Regions from separate parts of the Mus musculus genome. Here regions 2, 3, 4, 5, 6 and 7 are each linked to region 1. A link is a loop called in an ENCODE intact Hi-C map of the cell type or tissue named here. Cell type or tissue: left cerebral cortex. All regions are shown on one strand.

Region 1 (4,000 bases):
CTGAGATCAATCAGCCACAGGGGAAGGACTGTAAGCTTGTGCCAAATTCACTTACAAGAAGCAGCTTTTGATAAAAGCTCTGTTCTGTTATCAATATTCCCTCAACTCTTTCAGCCACCCCCACAGACAGGTTCTGAAAATGCAAAATGCATTGTAGGCAGAAGATAAAACTGAAGGGTCAGAGAGACAAGCCCCATTACCACTCAGACGGCAAGAAGTCCCCAGCCGTTCTTCGGTCCTCTTTGGGGAATGGGTTTATAGAAGTCTGACCTCATTTCTGAGTCTATATGTAAAAACTGTAAACTTGCTGTGGGAGGGTCCAAGCCAGTATACTGGAGTTTATGCATTAGCTAGTGTTAAATGAAGATGCCGGGAGACTGCATGGTGGGATTCTGGCTTCTCATGGCTATCATCATCCGTGTTTACTCATCAGAATTGTTAGCCTTTGGTTGTAGTGATTCTCTTAAGTCAGTGGCTACAAGGCTCCTTCCTTCCTGCCTTCCTGCCTTCCTGCCTTCCTGCCTTCCTGCCTTCCTGCCTTCCTGCCTTCCTGCCTTCCTGCCTTCCTGCCTTCCTGCCTTCCTGCCTTCCTGCCTTCCTGCCTTCTTCCTGCCTTCCTGCCTGCCTGCCTTCCTGCCTGCCTGCCTCCCTGCCTTCCTGCCTGCCTGCCTCCCTGCCTGCCTGCCTCCCTGCCACCCTCCCTGCCACCCTCCCTGCCTTCCTGTCTGCCTCCCTGCCTCTCTCCCTGCCTCTCTCCCTGCCTCCCTCCCTGCCTCCCTACCTCCCTACCTCCTCACTCATTTTAACTATTTATGCTCGTTGTTCACATGCCTGGCTCTTCATTTGGCAGGGACAGGTTATCAGAGGAATCTTCTGTTTGCCTCCTTGGATGCTGATGTTTTAGCTAACTGGGAATTGAATAGGAGAAAGAGTCAAACCGAGGAATCTGGGCATGGGAAAGATTTTTTTCTTTTCTTTTCTTTTGTCCCTCTGGAGAATTGTTGTAAGCAGATATAAAGTGTCTTTTCTACTCAAACTACCTCTGAGCATTTTCAAGAATCAATTAGCTGTTGGCAGGGCAGAGAGCAGAGGCAGAATAAGGCATGTGGCGACAGCCTGAGACCCTGGCTGCACACTCTCTCACAGGCATGCTGTCCTTGATCATTAGAGAACCACAGTGACACTTCATCCCCTGGTGACTATTCCCATTACAGTCAGAACTTCAGACCAAGGGCACAGCTCTTGGGGTCTTGTTCTGCTCCAATAATAAACAAACAGTGGTGAGAAGAGACTGGGGGAAAGGGAGGCTGGCTGTCCCTTCCACAAGCAAAGCCAAGAAAAGGAAATAAAAAGGAATCAGCTTTTATTTGCTGACTTGGACTCCAGGACATCTGTGTATTGTCTGGACAGTTTTGTCATTGGCTGGACCAAGAGAAGCTTTCAGAAGAGTCTTAATTCTGAGAAGATGGAGCTCTTGACAGGAGCCCTCCTAAGCTTACAAAGTAGGTGTGACATGCCTCCTGCCAGCTGCACAGCAGGCAAAGCCTTCAACATATGCCTTTGGGGCTTGTGAGGTACAGGCTGAGGGTGGAATCAGAACACCTAAAAATGTGTCCAACTGAGCTGTCAGATAGTCACTCCACAGGAACAAACAGAGGTTCTAAAATATATGCATCACGCTAGGAACAGTTTTGGAGCTTAGAGCTCCCAGTCTATCAGTGACAGGGCCTGATAGATAGATGGGCCAAGAGTGGGCGACGGAAGAACAGGGAGATCCTGGTGGTGGTAGGTTCCAGGGAGAAGGTGAGCCTTGCCCCTCAGGAGGTTTGGAGACTTTCATACTCGTCAGCAAGCAAGAGGCTGGAGAGAAAGCTGCATCTTACATAATAGCCGAGAATTCTTATCTCCTTCTTAGGAACAAGCTGGGGGTGGTAGGTGGTAGCTATGCTGGTCTTTGGTTTTGCAATCTGCAAAGCTGAGGTGCAGTGAAGCGAGCTGGTCTGTCTTAGTCTTCTTAGCCAGATGTGCAGGCGAAGAGAGCTTCACCGCCCCTCAGCAGATTCTGCAGGAGTATCTATCTTCATCCTGGCCATTTACAACTTATACTCTGACTCTCCTGACTGGCTCCTGCAGAGGGCATCTGCAGCATTGCTGAGGGTGGCTGCCACACCAGGAATTCCTTAAACCTCGCCTCAAACTAGTGGTTTTGGGAAGTTCCTTAATTTCAGCGATGCCTCAAACTGCTTCCCTGTAAAATGAGGATGACAGCAGTCATAACAGGCTGTGATGAGAAAGAAGCATTTGCATGCCACTCCCACCCATGTTGACATGTGTACAACACGTATACACACGGCACAGCACAGCACAGACACACACACAACACACATACACATGCTTATCATCAACACCACCCCCCTGCAACTCCTCAAAAAACAAACAAATAAACAAACCAGCAGGAGGCAGGGGTTGGGAGGAGGTAGTGAGGATGTCAGCGGGGGAGGGAGCCAAGCATGAGCAGAGTACATGTCAAAATACCGTAACATGGACCCGAGACAGGACAGCTTGTAAGCACAGAGATTCAGGCTTCATCTCCAGAACCTAAGTGATAAGAGCTCGCCTTGGGAGGATGTAGCTGTAGACTCAGCACTGGGGAGGAAGATGCAGGCAGATCCCCGTGGCTCATTGGCCAGCCAGGCTAGCCTACTTGGTGAGGTCCAGGGCGGTGAGAGGCCCTGTTTATTTATTTATTTATTTATTTATTTATTTTTTAAGTCGATGTTATCTGAGAAATGATATTTTCATACTACACAAGGAAAATGCCACCATAATAGTTTTATATGGCAACCTAAAATTTTAATTATTAGAAGTTTGGGTGATTCTGATCCATTCAAGTTTAGTTTAAAAAAAATTAAAATTACATTTTATGCATGTCTGTATATGCTGCAGCACACACACGTAGGTCAGAGGACAGTTTGAGTCTCTATGTTTACCTGGGTCCCAGCGATTGAACTCAGGTTTCTGGCTGGGTGCAAACTGTGCCATCCTCAGAGCCGTTTCTCTGGCTTTCCAATCACTGTTCAGAACAAACTTCATAATGGCGGGAACTAAACACCTATGGTAAGATCAGGCACTGTCATCAGTGTGGTGTGGCTACTCCAGCATTGGCAGCTTGGGCCCAGGCAGTGTTGGTGTATCCTCTGATCTGTCTTGTCTGTGTATTTGTTGAGAGGAGAAAAGGAAATTTGTTGAAGTTGGCCCCTCTCTGGTCTTTGAAGACATTCTTTTTTTTTTTCCCCCCCTGGGTGCATGGCGCTGATAGAAGAAATGGTCAACCATGAATGAGAATGGCAGTGTGGGCGTGTCAGTGTGGGTGTGGCAGAAAGGAAGGCATCTGGGAGGAAAGCATGAAGGGAGACACTGAGTGCAGGCATGAACTCTGGGAGCACTGAGGTTATTAGTCACTCATAAGGATGTTTTACAGCGTTGATGACATTGGAATGGAAAATCCTGAGGAAGCTGGATATGTAGAAGAAGGTGGATATTTTAGAATGTAGAGATCAACTCTTCTCCTTATTTTTCAAATAGGAGTAGGAGTTTCATTCCATGACTATTCCTCCTTTATGTCACGTCACTTCACTGACGTTGGAGATCTGTGTGAGAATCATTACAATTTCCTACTCTCCATTCCCACTCTTGGTGCTAGGTCTCTCTAGGGGATCGGAACTGACAAAATAAATACCCATCAAAAGGGGATTTATTAGATTGACTTATCTGATATACCCAACAATGGCTATCTTCATACTGGAGAGACTTAAAACTGCCAGCTGCTGTCCACATGGCTGGATGTCTCAGCTGACCCAAACTGGCCTGAAGGCCTAGGGAGTCCTGGATTACCACTATCTAGTCCATGTTAGAAGGTCAAAGACACTGGGTTTGATGTCCGTGAAGGAAGACAGTGATCACAGCAGCAGCAGTTCCAGCAGTAACTGGCAAACATGGT
Region 2 (4,000 bases), 280 kb after region 1:
AACATGACGTGTTGGCCATGTTGAAGAACTGCTCTTGGGAACACGTAAGCTGCAGTGGATATTGCTTTTTAGACTTTTCTGTGAAGTTCCAGCAAGTATTTTTATTTTTTCTTGCTAAAAGGATAGTTATCCTCACATCCACCGGAGGTCAATTTCAGATTTCCCTCGTTATTCAAATACTATCCATGGTAATAGCTTTTTATCGAGATTTTTCTAGTGGACAGTCACTCTAAAATATTTTCATGGAACATCTCCTTTAATCCTTACCAGAAACGTCTGAGGCAGTTGGTCATCTCCATTTTAGAGCAGAGCTTGTGGGTTTGAGTCACTAGCTAGGATTCCAGAGCTAAGAAGCTGACCATTGGGCACCACTTCCCTCCCTTACATCTCTGAACCCACCAGATTGGGGTGGAGAAGGTCTCTGTGTTTAAGGACAATGGGTTCTTTGTGTTAGCCTAAAACAAAGGCTTTGCATTTGTATCACTGGCCCCAGAGCTTGCAGTACAGCTGGTGCTCAGTAAGTGCTGGCTGCCTCTTATATTGAAAGGGAGAGAAAGGAAGAGGGAAGCACTCATCATGAGTGGGAGCCCAGCTGCTTCGAGTTTATCAGGAAAGACCACTTGAGAAAGACGGTGGGCAACATTGTCTATTAGGAGCTAGGGAGGGGACTGTTAACTCTTTGTCCTCATATTATGATTGGTATTGAATCCAGGGCCCAGGACCCTTAAGCGTGTGGCCTGCTGCTGAGCTATACCCTGAGCCCCTGGCCCACATTCTTTAGTATCTGTCCAGATAATGAAGGTGTCTTTAGAGACCAAGTATCAGAAGGCTGCTAGGTGCAGCTGGGATGGTTTATTAATCTGGAACCCTTCATAGATAGGCGTTCCTAGATTCAATAATGCCATTTCCTAAAAAATCTCTAATGTAAAAAGGAAGGAGAGCAGGGGCATCCGTAGACACCTAGGGAAGCCATGTTGGATAGTTTGTTTGGACAGTTTTTCCTTTACAGTCAGCAGCCTGGCGCATTATATTTACACATCAGCAAGGATCATGCTGCTTGTTTTATTTATTTATTTTTTTAAAGTCTGAAATGTCTGTGATGTCTGGTGTCGCTGCTTATTATGAGTCTTCTCTATTTTGAAAACACACAGAAGAGATAATGAAATTAAAGAATTTTACCGGATGTAGTGGCTCGTGCTGATAAGCCTTGCACTTGAGAGGCAGAGACAGGAGGAGTTGAGTGTGTCTGAGGTCATCCTGAGCTAAGAGACCAAGTCCCTAATCAACTGAGGGTACATAATAAGACCCTGACTAAACAAACAAACAAACAAACAAACAAACAAACATAAAACCACCAAGCAAGGAAAGTGTGTGTGTGTGCACAGGTATCAATGGATAAAATATTTTTAATGTATGGCAAACAAAGCCCATCTCTTTAATTAATCAATACTGAGCAACAGTGAGGTCATCTCAGTGGCACACTCAAAGCCTCACACTTCCAGGTGTCCCTTGATGTGGATTTTTACGTCCACCAGAAGGCCCCGAGGAGGCTTGCAGTTTCAGTCTCTATAGCAGAACTCCTGACCTTTCCTTTCCGCATTCCCAGTGTCCCACATGCCAGTCCATTTCCCATTCCCACAGCAGTCTTCATCTCTTGCTCTCTCACCCCTAGTTCTGTCACTGGGACTCAACGGGTATGTCCAAAGTGACAGTTCATCACCTGGAGAGTTCAGATTGAGCTTGTTAGCCTCCTCCTCTTAAGAGTCCACTAGCTGGCTTCACACACACTTCCATCCCTCTAGTTAACCTCTCCTGTGTTAGCCAAACAGGTCTAATCGGTACTTGCCAAGCAAATCTTTTCTCCCTTGCCCCTGTGCCTTTTCTGTTGTCAAGGCTCTTTGCTCCTTGTTCCTCCTCATCCCTGCTGTCTTTGTGTCCTTCTCCTCACTCTTCTGACACATGGTGATGAGTGAGATCGATTGGTGACATTTGAGAAGACAACCTTAGATTCTCTGTTCATTGAGATATTCTGGCTTTGCTGGATTCTGACATACAGTGAGGAAATCTAAATCTGCCCTAAGGATGAAGCTCAGAGTGCCGTGTGTGTAACAACAGGTTCTTAGATCCCTTCAACAGAAAGTGCTTTACCATACTCTTCTTTTGACTCCATCAGTAATACTTAGTTTGACTTAACTCTAAAAGCCCGAATCTGAGCCATCCTGGTGTCACAGCTTCGGCTTCGTGAGATCACATTCCTGGAGTTTGCAGGGGTATGTTTGTCTTATTAAACTATAAGTTTCTAGTGAGAAAACTACGTCTCTTTCATATTCATGCGCCATCCAGCGTGCAGCAGAGCTCTCAGCACACAGCAGATGTTCAGCAGATGACTGCTGAATAGATGGGTGACTGCTTTAAGATCCATACTCACAATACCGACCGCTGAAGCATCTACTGCCACAGAGTGAAACCGTGAGGCTCAGAAAGCCACATTCATATCTGCCTTACCTTGTCCCTGGACTACGGATGCCCAAGGCTAGGTGTGAGTTGATAATATCTGACTGTTTTGTTGGGAGGCCAGAGCTCCCAAAGAGATCAAAGAAAACACTTGGAAAGAAAAGTGGGATCAGCCTTTCTCACTAGTTGGCTTTCTGGTTCTCATTTACATTTCCGACCCCCTTTGTGGATTTCTCATCTCCATTGTCTTCCTGCCCCCCCCCCTCCCCACACTTTCTGACTCCTGGTGAGAAATAGGGAAGATGGGTGAGGAATATGATTGATTGCTGACATTTGGGAAGATAGCGTTGAAATGTTTCTGACTTTGCTGAATTGTTATGCACATTAAGGAAATCCGAGTCTTGCTTTCCCATTATATAAAATGAGAGAACAGTAGCTGTCTACTCTGAATTTTCCTTACAGCATTGGAGTGTCTTTAGAAAGACATAGCACCGAAGGCTTTTTCCCTCTGACTCTGGGGGTGGGGTGGGGGGAGGAGTCCTGGAGCAGAAACCCATTCATGGTGAATTTGGGGGGAAGTGGTAAGAAGGATCTGTATGGAATGGCACAAAGCGGACCAGGCTGGAGAAAGTAGGGTACAGAAATCCTTCTGTAAAGTGTAACAAGGTAGAGAAGAGGGTGGCTGTGTCAAGGTGAACCCCAGCGATGGGACAGCTACTGTTTCTTTAAAGTTAATGTAGGCACATGCAGATCCAAATCTCAGACAAAAGATCTTGCTCAAGCAGCCGTTCGCAGGCCAGCCAGTGAGCTTTCATCCCTAAGGAGCTCGGATGGAGGTCTACCTTATGACATATTGACTATCTACCTCCTCTGACCAAGGATAGCAACCTCAGCTTGTGCAGGCTGACTGGAGGCCAGCTACTTCTTGCTTGAACCAAAAATAACTGTGAGTCAAGGAAGAAAGATCAGGCAGTTTCGAATGGATCAGTAGAAGTGTTTGTTTGTAGTAGGTCGTGAAGAAGATGGAGTTGTCACTGATGGTTTCAAAACTCTCTTGCCTGGACTGAGTAAATAGAACGGGGGAAAGAAGACCTCCCAGGAAGTATATGTGGGCTTTGAGCTTTCCTGTGACCACTGTCCTTCTAGGAATACGTCACCAGCCAAGTTCAATATGACTAATGCCCATGCCTGAAACTGACCAGTGCTCATGTCTGACGGACACTGACCAAAGCCTTGTTACCAGTACTTTCTGCTATACTAAATCCAAAGCTTCTGACATGTCTAAAATTAGTTCCGCTAAACATATCATTATGGATCTAGGGAAGGCTGTGAAGGGCCTTTCTTTACCCATGTGTCCCAGGTGCAGTCAGCTATGTGGCTCACGGATAACCTAAATCAATCCTTTTAGTTGCTTGAAATAAGTGACCCTTTAGAGTGATTTCTTTTTATTGCCTGAAGATGGATATTTTTAGCAAGTTTGGAAGCATTTTGTTCATCTATTTCAAATCATTTGAATATAAAAATGTAGCATTTTCACACTTTGGGA
Region 3 (4,000 bases), 530 kb after region 1:
CTTTCCAAAGCTGTGACAGGCAGTCTACCATCTCTGGGTCTTCAGAGTAGATGGCTTATAGATGGGCTATATTTATTCCAGTGCTAGGAAAGACCTGCAGAGCTCTGTGTCTTGATATCTTCATCAATAACATGGAATGAACCTGTCTCCCCTTATAAATTTGATCTGAGGATTGGGAAGCATACAGACAGCTTTTGTATATGGCATGAGCTTGGCATATGATAAATGTCCTCATTCCCTCTGTGGCATGATCATCTTGGGATTCTCACTGTTAAGCTACAGTCTGATTCCCCCCCCCCCCATTACTAGAACCAACTCCATGGCAGCATCTTGCCTTACTGGGATTTACATAGGATGCTAGAGCATTTAAAATAACAAAACTATGATCTTGGTGATGGACCTGCCACTCAACTGGATGACTTTAGATTAGCACATTTTTTTTCCAGGAAAGCAAAAAGATTAACTTGAAGAATTGCTAAAAATCTATGCTTCTACCATAACATCTGCTGAAGGATGTGATGAGAGAATGCATACTCTGCATGAGAAGTGAGCCTTCTTTCTCCCTTAAATGGATGCGTGCTATCTTAAAGGCTCTGTGATCACATTGTGGACTTCTTTCCAATAGGCTCACTCCGGACTCCAGCCTAAATCATGAGGTGGCTTCTCAGACTCATAGAGGGATGGTATCTTTTAACACTGACGTCTCATTCCGAGACCAAATCCTATGAAGCAATTCCTATGACCCAATTTCCATGAAAGCTTCTATTGCTCTTACTGCATCTGTCTGGTGACTCCGTGAGTGAGAACTGAGGCCTGCTGGGGAGGACGAAAGGGAAGAAGGGAAACTTGGATTCAAGTTCAACAGCTCACCATGTGTCACTCACAAAGCTGACACTGGACACTCATGCGCATAATTAGGGAAGACACATTCGAGGACTTTCCCTACCTAGTAACAATGCAGTGAAAGGACTGATGCTGGGGATTGCTTTGAGATTGGCAAGTAAAAAAATGTGATGTGGGTTCCATGGCAAAACTGCCAGTTCTGTTCATATTAACATCTCTATATAAAAGGAAAGATCCCCCCTTCAAACTCTTGACTTAAAACTGAACCATATACAGTACAACCAATCTAGATGCTACCTTTGAGTCTGCATGAAACAGAGCCTCAAGAAAGAGTTCACTGTTTGTTCCTAATACCATCACAAGTATCTACCAGGTATCTAATAAGGCACCTGTGGTGCTTGGCTCATGTGAAGTGGCGCTGTTAGAATGTGTGGCCTTGTTGGAGGCAGTATGTCACTGTGTAGGCAGGCTCTGAGGTCTCTTAGTGCTCAGGCTCCTCCCAATTCTGAAGAGAGCCTCCTCTTGGCTGACTTTGGATCAAGATGTAGAACTCTCAGCTCCGCAAGCATCATGTCTGCTTACACGCTGCCACACTTCCCACCACGATAATGGACAGAACCTCTGAACCTGTAAGCCAGCTCCAGCTAAATGCTCCCATTTCTAAGAGTTGCCTTGGTTATGGTGTCTCCTAACAGCAATGAAACCCGTCCCTTATGAATGCTGAGGTGCAGAACCAGTTGTAACTTCACCTATACCTTTCAAGAACAGGAACCTGGAACTAAATCCAGGTGTTAATAATTATTTGAAACTGGGCAAAGGTCTAACCAGTAGGAGGGAAGATGTAGAAACAGGTGTCAAAATTAAAAATTATTGTTTAAGTTGAAAGATAAGCTCAACGACTTGTGGCTCTAACTCCTACTTCAGTATATTCCCTTACTCGGTGTCTGGAAGACAGGAGGGTCATGGGTCTCATCTGACAGAAGTGCCAGCTACTTCAGTTTTTACAAGTTCTTTGAGGAGTTACAGATAGACTCAGAAACAGCTGTTAGGAGCCAACTCAGATGCATGTGGGCATAGCCAATGTGCCCTACTTTGTTGGTTTGGAAGGTAGAATGATGCCACATGGCTTTGAATGCCCAATTTATAATAATCCCATTCCTTTGTTCTCCCTGAGAAGTTTGTACCTTGGTTCCTGACTGTTGCTTATGAAAAGTCTGAAAATCTTAGCCCACATTCCCTCATGGCAGAGATAACTGTTCTTGCTGTGTCTATGATAGAATCAGAAATTCTGTCAATGTGATACAAGCAGAGAGGCTGCCTGGGCCACAGGTGCTTGAGCCAGAGATGGCTGGAAGGCCAGCTGCTTGTCCCCAGAGTAGCCTGTTCCACCCAGCATGGAGGCTCGGTGCCTTAGCAGCAGGGCCACAGCAAGGCAAGTTTTCTTTCCCACATATTAAGTCATTTTCACCAGGCAAGGCCAGGTGTGAGGAGACTGAGTGAGGAGAGGGGAGCATCAGGGTCAGACAGCTCCCCTCGGACAACCTTGACTCTCCTGTTGAATTTGAATCACTCAATACCTGATGGTTTTCTTCCTGGGTTCCCACTTCAGTGTCCTTTTCTGTTAAAGTAATAAAGCAAAAAGTATTTTAATGTTTCAGAGATATCCCAATAATAATAATAATGGAAGGAGTCTGAATTTCTTTGTTCTTCAACTCCTCTGAATCCCACTACAAATGTGTGCTTGCAAGACAACACTGTTCTTTGGTGTTGCCAATAGTAGCCAGGCACCAAGATCTTAACAAGCCAGGGGTTATCCTGTTCAATCTCTTCCACAGAAGCTTTGGCAAGGGAAACACTTGCTTTATGCTTGCTGAATGTTTCTCAGAGGTCTGTCACACCAGGATTGTCCCCCGTCAAAGAAACATTCAAGTGCCACTTTATAAACAATAATGGTAACAAATAATACTTTAAGATCTGCATCATCAGAACCCTGGTGATGAAGACAAACTGACAACCCCATGAGAACTCCATATGTGCTGACATACCGTGTGTGTCATCTTTGTTTATACTAAATGAAAGGAAAGGCAGGAAGGGGAGGGTTCTGAGCCCCCTCCCCCCAGTGTGCAGGTTCTGTGCTCAGTCCTGTTATACTTTGTCTCTTAGAAGGCTGCCATACAGAGAAGTTAAGGAACTTGCCCTGATCATGTATCCAGCACATGGCAGAATAGAGTCCTAACTCCAAAACCTATGGCCCTAACCACTTCACTCCAATACCTCTCTGGCTATTTAAAAAGACAGAAATACAGAAACCATGAGGTAGAAGGCCAACTAATGCTCTCCCTCCTGGGCACTGTGCTCTGTGCCAGGTGCAGTTTGGTGACTGAGGCTTAGGAAGCTCTGGTTGTGCCGAGAGGATGTGCTATGTGCGGCATGCAAATGAGAGCGTTCAAGATGGTGTTCTCTAGCAGGCTTGCCACCGAATGCTGTCGGGAAACTAAAATTGTCCAGGCTATTTTGAGACCAAGCTCCAACTCTCATCAAGTTTTCCCTTAGAGTAAATTGAAGTTCATGAATCTAAGATCTTTTCTTTGCTTCATATTTCAGGTGGAGCTGCATGGCTAAATTTTATGCTCAAATTCATGTCACCACAGTCCCTGAATCTTCTGCAAGAGCCCAGTGCAACCCCATGGTCCCATGTGAGACCAGAGAGCTTGATTCTCTAGGTTTAAAAATATAGAGAAGAAAGGCAAGAGTCATTTGAGAAAATGAGCACGGGACTGGGGGTAAAATTAGAATCAGCCACTGAGTGTTTCGCAGCCCATAGGCTGAGAGAGGTTTACTTTTTACATATAAATTATAGAGTTTTCCCACCTTGAGACAGAAATCTGACCTGCCAGACAACATTTTTTTTCTTCCATCTTTTTTTTTTCCCACCAAGTAGAAATGACTTGGCAAAAGGTGTGTTTTCATTCCAGGTGAGAAAACAGAAGACAGGCTGCAAATTCTAAGTCATACATTAAGACGCTTCTAAGACGACACTAGGCACTAAAATAAATAGAAAAACACACAGGAAAATGTCACGCACCCTTCCCCAGCAACAAACTGCTAGTTCTGGATACTTGGCCCTGGGTCCTGGTGTCCTCATGGTCACTATGCA
Region 4 (4,000 bases), 260 kb after region 1:
CATAAGTGTACTTTTGGTACTGTGGCGGGGGGGAGGGGTCCTGTTCTATAGTTAGCCTACATTGGGATAACTCACCAAGGAAAAGGAGCCAGTGAATCTTTTATTAGAGAATGCAGCCAACCAGATCTCAACAATACCTTTGAATTTTAGTTGATGTTGAGTTGTCCCTAAAAAAAAAAGACAGTGTTGAAATAATGGGGCCCAGGAACATAGAACAGTGCATGGGGCAGGTGAGCCCAAGGCTCAAATGATTTCTGGGATGCTTTCAGGAGCTAGTGGCCGCCAATTGACAGAAAAATAAAAACGCAGGCAGGGGAAAACAAAGGGGAGACCAGTATATCAGCTCTGCGCATCTGCTCAGCTTTCTGTACTTTGTTCATGAATTCCAAACGGTTCTTATGGTGGATTGGAGGAGCGTTCTCAGCCATTCATTTGTAATCCCTAGGTCTCCCTAGGCAAGCTGGCATCAGATAGCTACCTCCTGCATTTCTGTGTTTGTTTCCTGACCTGTTCTCACCCTAGGACTTCTGTGGTCAGTTATAATGCAGGATGTTGCAGCATAGTGCAATGTTCCCCAGGGGTAGCAGGAGGGCATCATGAAGTAGCCAGAGTGGCTGTCATAGAGCCCACTGGTATAACTTTGCTATTTGGCTAACATCCTACATGTTCACAGATGGACTCCAAATCTTCCGTGACTTTGATGAGTGATCCCCACCCCCCGCTCCCAGGCTTTTTATCTGCTCCCAAAAGTTCAAGGCTTAACTTTTCAGTTGGTAGCTTCTAGTAACTTGAGTGTTCTGGAGGAAACTGTTCTGGGAAAATTTTCCATGAATTCTTTCCATTTGCATAAATTAAAGAGGAGGAAAATGGAGCGTGAATGGAGAGTGTGTGGGAGCAGGTGAATTGTTATCAGGAGCTCAGGCAGCTGTGTACCCCAGTATACTGCTCAACGCCTTCTGTTGGAAGGGGACTAGCTATGGATTAGTGCCAAACAGGTTTTTCTGCCCGATCCAGACCTTCATCCTGTAGCTTCCATTCTGCTAAGGTATCTGCAACTTACTTCTTAACTCAGTGGCAGCCAAAGTTGAACTTGAGTTCTGTGTCTAAGTAGAAGCCAAAAGAATTTTTTCCTGGGCACATCAAATGCAGATCTCTGATGGTCAGGGGCTCAGACTCTCCTGAAGCCTCTACTTATAAAAGTGGGACAGAGTAAGTGCTGGACCTCTAGTGTGCTAAAACCCAGCTGCTTAGGCCAGGAGAGACCTTGCAAAACTAGGACAGACATGCGTTGAAACAGGGCCTTTTGCTGTAATGGGCTTGGACCGTTATAATCTTGGAGAGGAAGAAGCAACTCAGTTTATTTCTACTGCGAGATAATTCTCTTTGTAGCTGCATTCCTTTCTTGCTTGAGAAGACTCTGTCTTCCTGGCTGAGTAAAGGGGCAGCGTGCACATGCTCCTTTGTTCGGAAACAAAGCTCTCACACTGATGGGTGTTTTGATTGACTTCTGAGACCCTTTGGTAGTAGTGGATGCTGAACAAACCTCATTACTCTGAGACTTTTTTGGGTGTGAATCCTCTCAGAACCCTTGAATGAACTGTGCAAACATCTAAGGCTGGCTTCAGTTGCTTCTGCCTCAGTGGGGCTGACAGTGAGCTGTGGCGCTGATACGACATTTATATTCTCAACAGCATGTTAGGGCTGCTTTTACATTATTTATTTATTTAATTTTTTTTAATGTCAATTAAACCACTGTGCAGCCAGTCCAGGACGCTTCCCAGCAGAATACGGGTCTGAAAGAGAAGTGCATTCGCTGGTAAATGAAACCCCAATGGGGACAAAATTAACAGGAGGCCTGTTGTAAACTCAGGGGCCCTCCGCTTCTCTCTCCTGTCCTCAGTCTGTGTTTGCACGCGGAAGCTTTTTCTCTCACACAGAAGCTCAGTGAAGTAACTGTTCTCACTAGCTGGCAACGGGCCAGCTTGCTCAGAGGTGTGAAGAGAGATCTGGGAGTGGATAATTAAGTATCTAAGCAGTTGAAAATTTGAAATTGTCAGGAGAGAGGAGTTGTCATTAACTCACCAGGTCTAACTCTTAAACATATTTATTGAGTTTTTTTTTCTCTTTTGTCCCCGTTCTTGCCAGTGAGAAGAACAAACAAACAAACAAACAAACAAAAATTTGAAAGAAAATTCCTCTTCAGTCTAGAGCAGTGGTTCTCAGCCCTCCTAATGCTGTGACCCTTTAATACAGTTCCTTATATTGTGCTGACCCCCAGCCGTAAAATTATTTTTTTTGTTGCTATTTCAGAAGTATAATGTTGTTACTGTTACAAATCATAATGTAAATATCTGTGTTTTCTTACGGTCTTAGGCAGCCCCCAAGGGACTCGTGACCCACAGGTTGAGAACCAGTTTTCTAGATCTTCTTTGCCCTGGATTCAGCTCTTTAAGGAAGGGGTTGCACAGCAGTTCTGAGCAAGCCATTAGTAGCAAAGTCCTTGGACTCTTTCCAGCCTGCCTGTGGTCTCCTGCTGGGCCATCTCCCAGAGCTGGTCCTGTTTTGGGTGGGAAAGGATGGTGCCATCTTGAGGCTCTTCCTGTATGCTCTCTCCTTCTCCCAGGGGGAACTGGCATATGGTGCAGGGTTACTTCATTTAAGAATAAATGGGATATTGAGAATTTACATAAAATTACTTAGTGTGATGGCTATTCTTGTTTGTCAACTTGATATCCAGGATTAAGTAAAGCCCAACTGGCTATGTACACCTGTGGGGACTTTTTTTTTTTTTTTAATTAAATCATTTGGAGTGGGAAGACGACTTTAATTCAGATCTTTTGAAGTGTTGCCACCTTTAATCTGGGCCATACCTGGTGGCAACCCATACAAAGGACATGAAGATGGGCACTTGCTTTCTTTGCCTATTTGCCCTTACCTTGCTTAGCAAGTCCACTCTTTTGCTGTCATTAGAGCCTACTTCTTCAGGATTCCAGCGTCTCCTGAAGATCACCTAAGATGGAACAGTTACTGTATTCTTGGACTTTCTGTTGTTGGACAGCCATTGTTGGACAGCTGGACCACAGCCTGTAAACCACTCTAATAAAAATCTCTCTCTCTCTCTCTGTATCTCTATGTGTGTGTGTGTGTGTGTGTGTGTGTGTGTGTATATGAAGCTTCCAGACCAAATTCTTTCCAGGTTTAAACTCCAAGTAGTCTCTTAAATATCCTGGATTCTGAAATATATATATTTCATATGAATGAAATATAGGTATTTATTTCATATATATATATTTCATATATATAATTCTATCAGTTCTGTTTCTCTAGAGAACCCTGACTAATATACTTGGTGAGAAGTGGGTAGGGCTGAAGGCAGTTTAGATTAAAAGGGAATCCTTCTGTGATTTTTTTTTAAAAGTAAAATATTGAATCTTTTTTTGAAGCACATTATCACATCCCGATTTATCCCATTTAAATCTGGAATACCACATGGAGGCTTGACTTTATCTGGAGCACACATTCACAGAGCTAGTTCAAAGCCAGAATGTCCTCCCCACCCCCCATGCCCCACCCCCGGGGCTGAAGAGACACTCCTCTGAAACAGTGTACCTGCTGGTTTCTGGATGCTGACACTGGCATGCTCTGAGTGGGCACCCGCTGCATGCTTATTGAATCCATGGAAAGAAGGGTCAAATGAGACATTAACGTTTAAAATGTGACCAAAGGGACAAGATTTCAGGATTCGGGATTAAGATGGATATTTGAGAGGCTGCTTGGGGTTTAAATTTAGGAAGAATCTGGCCTGGGATTTTCATGTAAGAGCTGGGTCCTATTCTGCCTAATGGACTGTAACATAATCCTTTTCACTCTCAAGCAGCCCACAGCAGCATCTACACAGCATAGTCACCCGTGACAGCTTCCTAGTGAGGGTGGGTTCCGGTTGTATTCCTTTCTCCGTGTCAGGACATGGCTTCAAATTCAGGCACAGGTCAAGGGCTGC
Region 5 (4,000 bases), 63 kb before region 1:
TGCAAAACTAAAGGTGGGAAAAAGGATCTACCTGCCTGCCTCTTCCTTCCTTCCTTCCCTCCCTCCCTCCCTCCCTCCCTCCCTCCCTCCCTCCCTCCCTCCCTCCCTCCTTCCTTTCTTCCTTCCTTCCTTCCTCCCTTCCTCCCTCCCTCCCTCCCTCCCTTCCTCACTTCCTCCTTCCCTCCTTTCCTTCCTTCCTGCTTTCCTGCCTTCTTCCTGACTCCCTGCCTCCCTTTCCGGGGAGAATAACAGTTTATCTAGGCAAGGGGGTGGGAGGTGAGCATGGCATAATACAAGGTAGAACTGTCAAAATTTAATATTCATCATCCTATAAACATTGATGGTCCCTCTTAGCAAAATTACAATCCATTGGGAAGACTGTATGTGGCGGGGTTGTGTGTGTGCAGGTGGCTGTGCACGCATGAAGTCATCTTCCATGGTGCAGAATACGTAATGCTGAACCGGAGAACTCCAGGAGTAGTGACATAAACATTTTAGAATTGCAAGGGTAAGGAGGAGATGGGATCGCCAGGGCTGTGTGTGTGGGAACAGGATTGTGGAATGACTTATGTACTGTGTGCATGAATAACTTCCCTGTGATGAAAAGCTGCTTTAAAAAGAATTCTCAGGACTCACTGAGAGATGGCTCAGCAGTTAAGAGTGCATACTGCTCTTGCAGAGGACCAGAGTTAAGTTCCTGAACTTATGTGAGGTAGGTCACAACCTAACACCAGCTCCCGAGGATCTAATGTGTTCTGGCCTCCTCAGGAAACCATGTTTACAAACACCTCCCCCCTTACATATAATTAAGATGCTAAAATAAGGGACTGGAGAGATGATGGCTCAGTCGTTCAGCGCATTGGTTGCTATTCTAGAGGACTCAGGTTTGATTCCCAGCACCCACATAGTGGTTCACAAACATTTACAGTTTCACTTCTAGGAGATACCACACCCTTTTCTGGTCTCTGCTATCACCAGGCACACAAATGGTGCACAGACATTGTCTAGTCAGGGTTCTCTAGAGTCACAGAGCTTATGGAGAGTCTCTATATAGTAAAGGAATTTACTGATGACTTACAGTCTGCAGTCCGATTCCCAACAATGGTTCAGTAGTAGCTGTGAATGGAAGTGCAAGGATCTAGCAGTTACTCAGTCCCACACGACAAGCAGGCGAAAGAATGAGAGTGAGACTCCCTTCTTTCAATGTCCTTATATGGTCTCCAGTAGAAGGTGTAGCTCAGATTAAAGGTGTGTGCCACCACATCTTTAATCCCAGAAGACCTTGAACTCGGAGATCTCCCTGTCTTAATCTTCTGGAATCCATAGCCACTATGCCTCAAGATCTCCATACCAAGATCCAGACCAGAAACTTCTATCTCCCAGCCTTCAGATAAGGGTCACTGGTGAGCCTTCCAATTCTGGATTGTAGTTCATTCCAAATATAGTCAAGTTGACAACCAGGAATAGCCACTACAGACATGCATGCAAGCAAAATATCCATACATATAAAATAAAAAAACATTGTTACACAAAGCTAAAATAAAGAAAAAAAGAAAAGAATTATTGATATATGAAATCATTTATAGGAATAGGAATATGTTGATTTTGGAGACAAAGTTTGAGCTTAGACACATTTTATTTGGGGGGGGGGTGATTGTTAATTTCTCTGTTCCCTAGGCCTGAGGAAGGGTTGAGTACAGTCGGTTCCTACAACTTTCCTATCTCCCCTTATGCCACATTCACATCCTACTCTTATAAAAGGATAAAAGTGTCCATTATTTTGTTTGCACAAACTGGAAAAACAATAAGGTTCATTTTACCAAATTTTTCTTCAAAACTGAAACCTAGAGAGATGAAACTTTGGAAAGATCAATCTTTTAGAAAAACATATTACATCTTATTTATCGATCGTGAGTCTGTAAAGGGCATGCATCACAGCCCAAATGTGGGGGTCAGAGGACAACTTGTAGGAGTTGATTTTCTCCTTTTACTATGTGAGTCCAAGGGATGGAACTCACGTCACTAGCCTTGGTGGCAAGTGTATTTACCCCTTAAGTTACCTCGCTGGCTCAGGTAAGCACCACCTCTTGGGAGTGGGAGTCCCAGGAACCTTCTTATTCCTCGAGGAATTAGTAAATTCACCAGAACTAAGAACTTCCTGCAAATGCCTCTCCAATCCTTAGTTCTCAAGGAGCGAGGGCTCAGCCTGCACTGCCACAATTCGCCATTAGAGGGCAGTGCAGCCGCGAGAGCCGAGGAAGGAGGGGGCGAAGGATGCTTCTTAGCACTTGGAGAGTGGGAGGAAGTGTCTCGCAATGTTTGCACTTGAAGCATCTCAGTAGTTAGATATTTCACTGGCACAAATGGCGTGTCCTCTTCTAAATTTTGTGCGAATATGAAAAGGCAGTAACTTTGATCTTAGTGCATGTTCTATGGCTATCTATTTCGTTTCGAGCCAGGAATTTATTAGGACATCGAAGGGAAAGGCAAGAAGAACTTTAGATGGGCACATCTCTATTTCCCTACTTTTGCGATAGATTTAGTACACGCTCTGAAAGAATACAGTGCCGGCTGAAAAGTGCTCTGTTTCCTCTCTATTATTCTAAAATAGATGTGCTTCTCTCACGCATGGATGGACCATTTACCCCTGATTTGTATCTCGGGGACAAATCTGACTCGTTAGCGCCGTTATTTGTAAACTGCTAACCTGGTTCCCTGCGCTCTTGTAACGCTATCTTGATGGGTTGCTGTGAAAATGTGAAGCTGCCTGTCAGGCAGGAAAAATTATGTAAAAATGATGTGGGTATAGAAAATGGAATCGACAAAATGTAATAAACTCCCCCTGGGCTGGAGAGCCGAGCTGCATATGTAATGAAGTAGTTTAGGATTACGTCACCTTTTATATAACATCTGGCAGTGACTTTTATTTCAGAGCTAATTTGAAGAAGCCGGGAGCTCTTTTTTTTTTTTTTTCCTTCTCCCTCCCAGAGCCTGCCTTTATCTGAAAGAAGTAAAAGGAACAGTTACATTTTGCATGCAAAGGAAGCTGGAGTGGTTAGATTATTTCCTTGGGGTAATGGAGAAAGGGAAAAAGAAATAGAAGAAAGGTCAGGTGAACACAGCAGAGGGGATGGATAGGTTTGTGGGATTCTTAGACACACTGGACCAGTGCAAGCAGCCAGACAGATAACCTGGGTGGCTTGGCTCTCCTCTCCTCTTCCCTCTCCACTGCCCTTGCTTGGTCAGCATATACCTGATCCAAGAATACCATGGCAATAGTTTGTCTGTAAATATTTGATTCGTAGTAACAAGTTATAAAAATGTCTTAGATGATTGCTTAGTCCTTTGGTTTCTTTATCTTTCAAGGAGAAAGCCATCCCTCCAAACAACACCTGCCTTCCCTACAGTGTCCAGAAGCACACATCTGTTACAGTATTCACACAGTCAGCTCGACTCTGTCTTTTTGTCTAGATCAACAGTGATGAAGGTCTACGAATTTCCTCTCGTGGAAGAGAGAGCTCAGGATGGTTGGGACCATCTTTGCATCTCTCCTTTTTTTGCTGCTCCAAGCTTCTCTGCCAAGCTTGTCTTGTCACAGTCTGGTCCTTGCTGACTGAACTGTGTTTGATGACCTCACTGTCCCTCTTCATGATATGTTTTGAATCTTCCAGTCTTACTAAAACCCCAAGATATCCTTTCCTGAATCCCAAGGCCACGTGTATAATTCAGACGGGAGATTTTCTTACTTTTTTTTTTTTTTTTTTTTTGTGGCTGATGACTTTCCAACAGCGTGTTTGAGAGTTAGTGGGATGTTTCAAAGTCAAACAATAGATTTGCATATGATAAGGGAGAACGTGTTCTCAAGAAGCTGAAGTATGCTATGAAATCCATAATTATGATTTCTGCCAGTGCCGCCTTCTTCAGGCCTTGGCAACCCTATGGGTGAGCGAGAACAGGCATGTGGGCGTCAGTGGGTGGGAACTGCCAGTCGTTGTGGGTT
Region 6 (4,000 bases), 550 kb after region 1:
TCACTAGGTCCTTAGCTAGCTTGAACCTGGAGTGTAATTACTTGCACAGCTCCATAACACAGTCTAAATAGTTACATCATTGCATGTATTTCCTCCTTCCCTCCCCCTTCTCAATCACATCAGTCCCTACATCTTTCTGGTTCCACTTCCTAGAAAGCTAAATGGATCTCTAAGTTGATCCGCTTTAGTCTACTCTGTCCACCAATCAAGGCCAAGACATTCAATCTCAACTGATCCGCTAAGGTGGCATTCCATCAGGTTCATTGCTGTCTTGTCAGCAATCTTGTCTTCATGGCTGTCTCCTCAGTGTGGTCTTTATCCAGAAGCGAGCATGTCCTTAGCAAAAGCATCAATCAGATCATGCTTGCTACTGCTTACAGTCATTCACTGCTCCTTCTTGCCCATACAATCAATACAGTATTGCCATGGCCCAGGGCCCTGGATGCGCCGACCTGGACCTCATTCCTGGCTCATCACATTCCATTTTGCCCATGGTTTCTCTATTCTGGTCATAAGAGAAATGACTCACAACTAACTCCAATATGTTAGCAAATTCTTATTTCTGATGCCAAAAGTAGGCTTTGCCTTCCTTTTCCAATAGACATTCCTTTAGAGAAGCCCTCCTTTGCACCAGACCAGACCTGCCTCCCCAAGTCTCTCCCTGTGCCTAGATAACTTCTATCCTCTGCCCCCTCAATACCAGCCTGTGTCATCATTTAATTTGGTACTTTGTGTTAACAATTAACTTGTGGGTTACCTTCCCTGCCAGACCTGAAGCACCATGAGGGCAGACCAGGCCTGTTTGCTTGACCACACTCTCTTGCTATATGTCTGATACAAATTTTGACTGACTTTGCTATGTTTAGGTCTGAATAAACTTAAAGAAAAACAAATGTGGGCTACAGAGAGAGAAGATGGCTCAGTGGTTAAGAGAAGAAGAGATGTTTTCCAAGATTTCAAGCAGGTTTACAAATTTCATTTTAGACTAAAGGCTGTACATTTAAAATCTGACCATCTGTTATACCAATAAGGCGTAGTGATTGTAGGTGAAGATAAAGCAGAAAGTTAGGCAGTTTTTTTTTCAAATCTGCTTTATGTAAAGAATAAAATCTGAACACACACACAGAGAGAGAGAGAGAGAGAGAGAGAGAGAGCAAACTTCAACCTTCCCTGTTTTTTTAAGTTTATGAAAAATTGTTAAATTCATGTGCTTTACTGGACAGGATATCTAAAAGCCATGCAGGGCCCTGCACTTGAATTTAGTTTGAACAAACCAACTGTAAAAAGACATTTTGCAGACAAGCAGGGCAAATTTGAACATAGACTGGGTTTTAGAGGAGATAAAAATTTATTGGCAAGGAAAGATTCATAAACTAAAAAAAGCAGTTTACAAGCAGCATGTACAACACTATCTCATTTTGATAGAAACATGTAGTGTATACAGGTGTTAAGAGTGGTAACCTGTAAGGGGTAGGAATGTGGGGCTAGCACTTTTAAAACTTTCTTTATCTGAATTTATAACTTTCCACAAAGCACACATGACTTTTGTAGTAATAAAACTTAAAATAGCGATTAGTTTTGCAAATGTTAAAGAAGGCTTACACAGACCCAAATTTATTCTGAAAGCCTTCCAGGACATTTTTTTTTTTCTATGTCCTACACCTTAGGAATGAATAGTATGTCCTAACTTCTGGGCGGGTCTCAGCATGAAGGATTAAACATTTCAGCACTGCTTGAAGCGAAGGGGAATCAATCAATTACTGAACACGCCTACATTTTCTCCTGGCAATGTCGTGAAAGGGCCTCCTGATCGCTTGCAGAGAAGCCACCCTCACAGTGAGGGGCTCACGCTATTACAGGCAACACTGAAATGGCCATTTCCCTCTCTAATGGAAAAATCCACAGTCCATCAACTCTTAAGAGTAGCAAGTATACAGAAAACTTAGAAAATGCTGCGTTCCAGTTGTCTGAGAAGGAGAGGGAAGGGTATTTTGATGACAACTGAAAAAGCCAGGCAAAGGTCATTATCAGACAACTACTGAACTGCATATTTATATTCACATCCTGGAAAACTTTTTCTCACAGGACTAAGTGAAGCTTGCATCCAAGGTGGTCCCTGTGTTCCTTATGTGAACAATGAAGTCTGGACGAAATCTAAGACTTAATTAATTCACAACTATGTTTCATTAATTAATTATATATTGTATATGGTTAGAACACAAATACATCTATAGACACTGTACATACATCTATATATAGCAAATATATATTTGCTAGCATTTTCCCTGGGTTCCCACACTGCTGAAAGAGTCCCCTGTAGAGGGCACTAGTCAGTTGTTAACCTTTGTGAATCTGTTTAAATCAAGGGAAGGAAGTGACCTGAAGGATCACATAACCAACTCTTCCTCCTCAGGAGGTAGAAACTGAGGCCCAGGGAGATTGGGGGTGGGGGTTAGGAGGAGGCTTGCTCAGTCACAAAGCAAGTACCGTACAGAGCTAAGAAAAAGTCAGCCTGCTTTGTGGTTTTTAAAAAGAAAAGAAAGAGAAATACAAAACCCAGAGGCCACAAACCCATTTGCATCTAGTTGACCATTTATGAATCACAGGCCCTGAAGACCACAGCACTGGCACCATACGTACATGATCCCAGAGAGCCCACTGTTTGAAACACTTCTGTAAGAGGCATTTCATCACCGAGTCCCTCCCATCTGCAGTATCTTGCAGCAAAATTTGCTGAGCCTTTACCATTTTCCCAATAACCCTTGTTATCTAAACATTACCAAATACATTTGCACAGCTCTGAAACTGCATTAGTAGGAAGGATACACCGTGTTTCTCTTTCTCCCGATCCCATCAAAAGCAGTCCATTGTGAACCATGCGGTGGAGCGGGTTCATTTATTTTGTTAGGATTAGGCAAACTGGACTGGCAGTGTGGTTTCCAGAAAGGCTGCCTGATGATGTGTCACCTTACGGTCAGGTTAGAGAAACACCTTAGATGCATGAGTTCATTTCTGTTGCTGTGATAAAGCACCATGACCAACAATGGCTTATGGGAGAAAGAGTTTATTTTGGCTCATGCATCAAAGGGCGAGTCTGTAATGGCAGGGGAAGCATGGCAGCAGGTGGCAGGAGTGGGAACTGAGAGATCACACCTTCAACAGCAAACATGAACCAGCGAGAGAGATAGCTGGAAGTGGGTCCAAGCTATGAATGACGTCTGTAAGCCCACCCCCAATGACATATTTCCTCCAGGTGGGCTTCATAACGTCCTCAAGCAGCACCACTGAGCAGAAACTAAATAGTCAAATATATGAGATTCTGGGGACATTTCTCATTTAAAACACCACATATGATTATGTATGTCTTGCCCATATATCGAAACTGCTGCTCGTGGACCCCGTCTATATGAACCATGGTTTTATATGTCTGATGTTTTAGCTTTTCATTTCTCTGTTTGTTGTTGTTTTGAGGAATAAATGAGTTCAGGACAGCACACTGTAGTTGGGGAATCACAAACTTTGGAACCCAGGAGACAAGTTAAATTTTAACTCTTGCTTCCATTTATGAATAAATTGGGTCTAATTCAGCAAATTATTTAGACTTTGAGCATCAGACTTCTTATCATAGCATCTATCCCGTAGGGTAGGGATTAAAAAAATGTATGCAGTAAGAGAAGATGGTCTGTTTTGAGATTTAGAAGAGAGAAAGCAGAATCCCACTGTGAAACAGATTCAAGGTCATGCTACTAAGAGAAGGCATTGTTCTTAAGAGTCTGAAAATAGACTGAATGGGCTTTCCAGTGCATGGTCTTCAGTTCTCAATCCTCTCCAAGTTACTCTGACAGTAATTTTATGATTCTTTTACCCATGTGGCAGTGGTATTGCTAGTATCCAGCCCACATCACCCCACACATTTCAGAGATAAACCTACATGCTCAGGAACATGAGAGAACGAATCTGTGAGATAACGGCTTCTCTCCCTCCTTAATATTTCCTGGGT
Region 7 (4,000 bases), 70 kb after region 1:
ATTATTTATGTTCCAATGTGCAATCTACTTTAGAGATCTACTGGCCAGTGGTAGGAATATGTACTCTTCTGTGTTTGAAGGGAATGTTCTATAGATGCTCCTATCAGGAACATTTGATTTATGATGCCTTTAGAACCATTATTTTTATGTTCATTCTTTGGTCTGGATAATCTGCCTATCTGGGCTACTGAAATCACTTAAAAAAAATGACAGGGTCTTACAATATAGCTTTGGTTGGCTTAGAACTTGCTATGTAGATGAAGCTGGCCTCAACCTCAGAGATCCACCAATTTCTACACCCTAAGAGTCCCTTACTATTAATGTGTTGGGTTCTGGGTTGCCTTTGCCATAGAATATTTTCCTTCTCTTTTGATTATGACTGATAGTTTTGCTAGGCATATTGTCCTGGGTTTGTATCTGTAGTCTTTCAGAACATGGAGAACATCTGTCTAAGCCCTTCTTGGCTTTTAACATCTCCAATGAAAAATGAGCTGTTATTCTAATAGACATGCCTTTATCTTGGTCTTTTTCCCCCTGTAGCTTTCAACATCCTTTCTTTGTTCTACACATCTAGTGTTTTGACTATTACATAGAATGGGAAGTTTTTTTTTTTTTTCTCTAGTCTTGTCTGTTTGGTACTCCACGTGCCTTTTGTATATTGATCTCTTTCCATAGATTTGGAAAAATTTGTATGATTCTGGTGAATACATTTTCTATATTTTGACCTGAGTCCCACTCACTTCTTCTATATTTATTATTTTTAGATTTATTCTTTTTATAGTGTTTCAGAATTCCTGCATGTTATGTTCATTTTTTAAAAAAAGATTCAATGTTTTCTATCATTTTCTCTAATTAATTCAATTTGTCTTTGCTAAGCTCTGATATTTTTTGGTTTACTTGATCTTTTATAATAGTGAAGCCTTCCATTTACCTTTTTACTTGAATCATTGAAATTTTCATGTCAATTTGAGCTTTCTTCAGAAATTCTATCAGATCCATAAGCATGAGGCAGATATACATGCATACATACATACATACATACAGACAGACAGATAGATAGACAGACAGACAGAGTGAGCAAGCTAACTGGAAATGGTGTTGGCTTTTTTCCCCAGAAATTTAATATGATTTTAAATATTTTTAATTTATGATCTGAAAATTGTTATAGCTTTATAAAAATCTGTAATTGATTTTTAAAATTGGTTATTTTATTTATTTACATTTCAAATATTATCTTCTTCCCAGTTTCCTCCCCATAAGCCCCCTCTCCCATCTTCCCTCCCCCTGCCTCTATGAGGGTGCTCCCCCAGCTGCTTGGTGTGGGTTTTTGAAACCTCAAAACTCACCCCAATGACACATTTCCTCCAACAAGTCCATATCTCCTAATCTTTTCCAAACAGTTCTACTAACTGGGGACCAAGTAATCAAATATATGAGTCTATGGGGGCCATTCTCAGTGAGGCCACCAGTTACTCTTATAATTTTTATTTTATTAAATGCTTATTTTCATCTTGATTTTTCTTTATTTAATTCAGTGGTTTGTGCTTTTTGATATTCCTTCCAGTATTTAATTAATTTCTTCTTTGTGTTCCTTTATAATTGCTATTTTGAATTAATTGTCTGGGGTGTCATCTAAGATGCTTTTCTCAGGGAACATTACTAAAGTAGTACTAATTTCTGGATATTATATATTACCCTGGTTATTCATGCTTGTTTATATGATGGGACCTATACATCTGGAGTTAGGCCAATGGTGGTGTTTCTTTGTGTGAATATCTGCCCCACTTTTGTTGAGTGGGTTTTAGATCTCTGTTTACTCTTACCCTAATGTGACACATTTTGCACCAGGCAGATGGCATTTGGGTTCATCTGGGAACCACTCAGTGTTGATGTGTGAGTCATCAGAAACAGCTCTGGTTCAGCTAGGCCTGGGCACAACTTCTGCAGGAAACTTTCTGTTGAGTTATGTTCTTGTTTTATATACTTAGAAGTCTGTGGAAGGCTCATGGAGTTCTACCGATGGGTTAGCGGGTAGCAGGGGTTGGGAGCTGTAGAGGGAGTAGGTGGTGCCTCCTGGAGAAGGTGTGCAGAATTCAGTTCAGTCCTCAGGTGGCAGGAGTGGGGTCATGGCAGGGCTGTGCATTGATTGCGGCTTAAGTATCTAACTCAAGCATTAGAGAGCTAGGAGACTTAAAAAAATTATTTACTTTTATTTCATTTGCATTGGCGTTTTACCTGCATGCATGTTTGTATGAGTGTGTCAGATCTCCTGGAAGTGGAGTTACAGACCTAAGAGAAAAAAAGGTTTATTATGTGTGTGTGTGCACAAGTGTGGGTGGGTTGTATGTATGGGTGGAGACCATATGTCGACTTTGGATGTTTCTCCTCAACAACTGTACAGCTTGTCTTTTGAGGCAGCAGTTTCTACCAGCCAAGAGATTAGAATGTAGGCTATGCTGTCTGGTCAGTGAACTCCAGGAATCTGCCTGTCTCTGTCTGCCAGTATTGGTGTCCTAAGCATATGCCCATAGGCTCCCACTTCTAGTTTTTCTTTGTATGGGTTCTTCAGACTGCACTCTGGTCCTCATGCTTGCATGATAAGACTTTAATGACTGACCTATCTCCCAAGCCACTATTTAAACATTTTAAAAGTGGTATTATGAAAGTAAAATAAAAACTGACTAAACTAGAAAGTTAAAGGACATAAGGACATTACGTAAATTGGTCATTTGAGGAATGGGTCATTAAGGAAATTGGCTATTTGGGCAGTTTGTCATTTGGGGGAATTACAGACTGACTAATTTGTCATTTGAACTAGGGTGATTTGGAGAGTGAATGGGGCATGATTAATAACTATGCTGGAGCAGAGGAATAAACTAGAACTGTCTGAGATGTGAGGTCAGCTGTTCTCCAGCCTCTGGTGCTCTAAGCATGGGCATGTGCACCTCAAGGAACAGTCTGATGCTACCCACTCTTGCAATGCAGCTGCTCAGCTGAGCTGGAGGTGGAATGTGTGGGTTCTCATTGTGAATCCCATTGTTGGTCTGAAAGCACCAATCCTGGAGGGTATTAGGCTGAGGTCTAAGGAAGCTAGAAATTCTTGGATAGTGTTCATGGCAAGCATCAACTTTCTACAGGAGATTTCCAGTTCTAAGTCTCAAGACCAAGCTCCAAGTTCAGTTTTCCCAGCATGAGGTAGACATATTTCACCGGAACTTCAAACTCAACATACACCAATTGAACTGCTCAGAGATGCATGGAGAGGCAAAAGCTGGGGGCTGTGGTTCCCAATGGTCAATATGTGTAACAACCGGAGAAGTCTTTCTTTCTTCTCTTTCTCACTTAAAAATGACCTGCCCTTTGAATCCCAGTACAAATCTTATCCTTCTACAATATTATCTTCGAGAGAGCCACGTTTCTCTCTCCTTTATATAAATCCAATTGCTTAATAGTGGCAACTCAGACTGACCAACAGCAAGACTTGTGATCAGTACCATACAGTCTGCAGTTGTATAGTTTTTAAAAAATGTTTAAAATTTTTTTTAGCCACTAGACATACTGCTAAGCAGGTAACAAGGGGTCATTTGTCCATTCCTTAGATGGGAGAGTATTAAAGGCCTAGTATGTGTCTGGCACCATACTAAGGTCTGAAATATAGAAATAAATGAAACAGAGGCCTTGGTGTCTAGGTACTGCATTTTGAAGGAGAAATTGGTCTATGAACAAATAAATAGATATATAATATCATAAATATTGGTAAATGCCACAACAGTCAATTAGTTTAAATGACAGCAGATGAGGTAGAAGAGGGATCTAAGGGTCAGATCACAGAGGTGTTGGTTTAGACAGGCTTAGCACTCTAGACTGATGTACTTCGATATGTATGTTTATAATTTGCTTTATTTTAAATTATGTGCATATGTGGTTCTGTGTATGAGTATGTGCACATGAGTGCAGGTGCCTGCAGAAGTTATCAGATTCTCCAGAGATGGAATTATAA

The links. Peaks named below come from ENCODE experiments on the same cell type or tissue, not always from the same donor. Only the 100,000 strongest peaks of a DNase experiment are listed, where the experiment ranks them.
Region 2: a loop joins it to region 1, with 5 times the contacts of the local background. A loop is called at or near these places in 5 of 42 quality-filtered maps.
Region 3: it touches region 1 in a loop (5-fold over the local background); 3 of 42 quality-filtered maps call a loop at or near these places.
Region 4: it touches region 1 in a loop (5-fold over the local background); 2 of 42 quality-filtered maps call a loop at or near these places.
Region 5: a loop joins it to region 1, with 6 times the contacts of the local background. A loop is called at or near these places in 3 of 42 quality-filtered maps.
Region 6: a loop joins it to region 1, with 2.9 times the contacts of the local background. A loop is called at or near these places in 2 of 42 quality-filtered maps.
Region 7: it touches region 1 in a loop (4-fold over the local background); 2 of 42 quality-filtered maps call a loop at or near these places.

The regions. Positions count from the first base shown.
Region 1 is chr13:100,953,131-100,957,130 of GRCm38, forward strand. No RefSeq gene overlaps it. Among named protein-coding and RNA genes, the nearest start is that of Gm41042, 42 kb to the right of the region's middle. In left cerebral cortex, a CTCF peak has its summit at 2,123 (motif pointing right); DNase peaks (open chromatin) are centred at 854, 1,627, 1,901 and 2,573; H3K27ac peaks cover 2,851 bases.
Region 2 is chr13:101,234,877-101,238,876 of GRCm38, forward strand. All of the region lies in intron 2 of Gm36427 (a long non-coding RNA gene), which reads right to left. The region is part of intron 1 of 5930438M14Rik (RIKEN cDNA 5930438M14 gene); the gene reads left to right. Among named protein-coding and RNA genes, the nearest start is that of 5930438M14Rik, 4.8 kb to the left of the region's middle. In left cerebral cortex, no CTCF peak of the experiment used is centred here; DNase peaks (open chromatin) are centred at 426, 2,381, 3,309 and 3,661; H3K27ac peaks cover 3,424 bases.
Region 3 is chr13:101,487,876-101,491,875 of GRCm38, forward strand. No RefSeq gene overlaps it. Among named protein-coding and RNA genes, the nearest start is that of Gm36475, 50 kb to the right of the region's middle. In left cerebral cortex, no CTCF peak of the experiment used is centred here; DNase peaks (open chromatin) are centred at 678, 2,008, 3,310 and 3,955; H3K27ac peaks cover 4,000 bases.
Region 4 is chr13:101,211,810-101,215,809 of GRCm38, forward strand. No RefSeq gene overlaps it. Among named protein-coding and RNA genes, the nearest start is that of 5930438M14Rik, 18 kb to the right of the region's middle. In left cerebral cortex, no CTCF peak of the experiment used is centred here; DNase peaks (open chromatin) are centred at 917, 1,948 and 3,541; H3K27ac peaks cover 2,068 bases.
Region 5 is chr13:100,890,113-100,894,112 of GRCm38, forward strand. No RefSeq gene overlaps it. Among named protein-coding and RNA genes, the nearest start is that of Gm41040, 28 kb to the left of the region's middle. In left cerebral cortex, a CTCF peak has its summit at 2,228 (motif pointing right); DNase peaks (open chromatin) are centred at 551, 2,280, 2,834, 3,568 and 1 more place; H3K4me3 peaks cover 668 bases; H3K27ac peaks cover 3,410 bases.
Region 6 is chr13:101,507,787-101,511,786 of GRCm38, forward strand. No RefSeq gene overlaps it. Among named protein-coding and RNA genes, the nearest start is that of Gm36475, 31 kb to the right of the region's middle. In left cerebral cortex, a CTCF peak has its summit at 2,301 (motif pointing right); DNase peaks (open chromatin) are centred at 870 and 2,328.
Region 7 is chr13:101,023,286-101,027,285 of GRCm38, forward strand. The region is part of intron 1 of Gm41042 (a long non-coding RNA gene); the gene reads left to right. Among named protein-coding and RNA genes, the nearest start is that of Gm41042, 28 kb to the left of the region's middle. In left cerebral cortex, no CTCF peak of the experiment used is centred here; DNase peaks (open chromatin) are centred at 1,890, 2,384 and 2,974.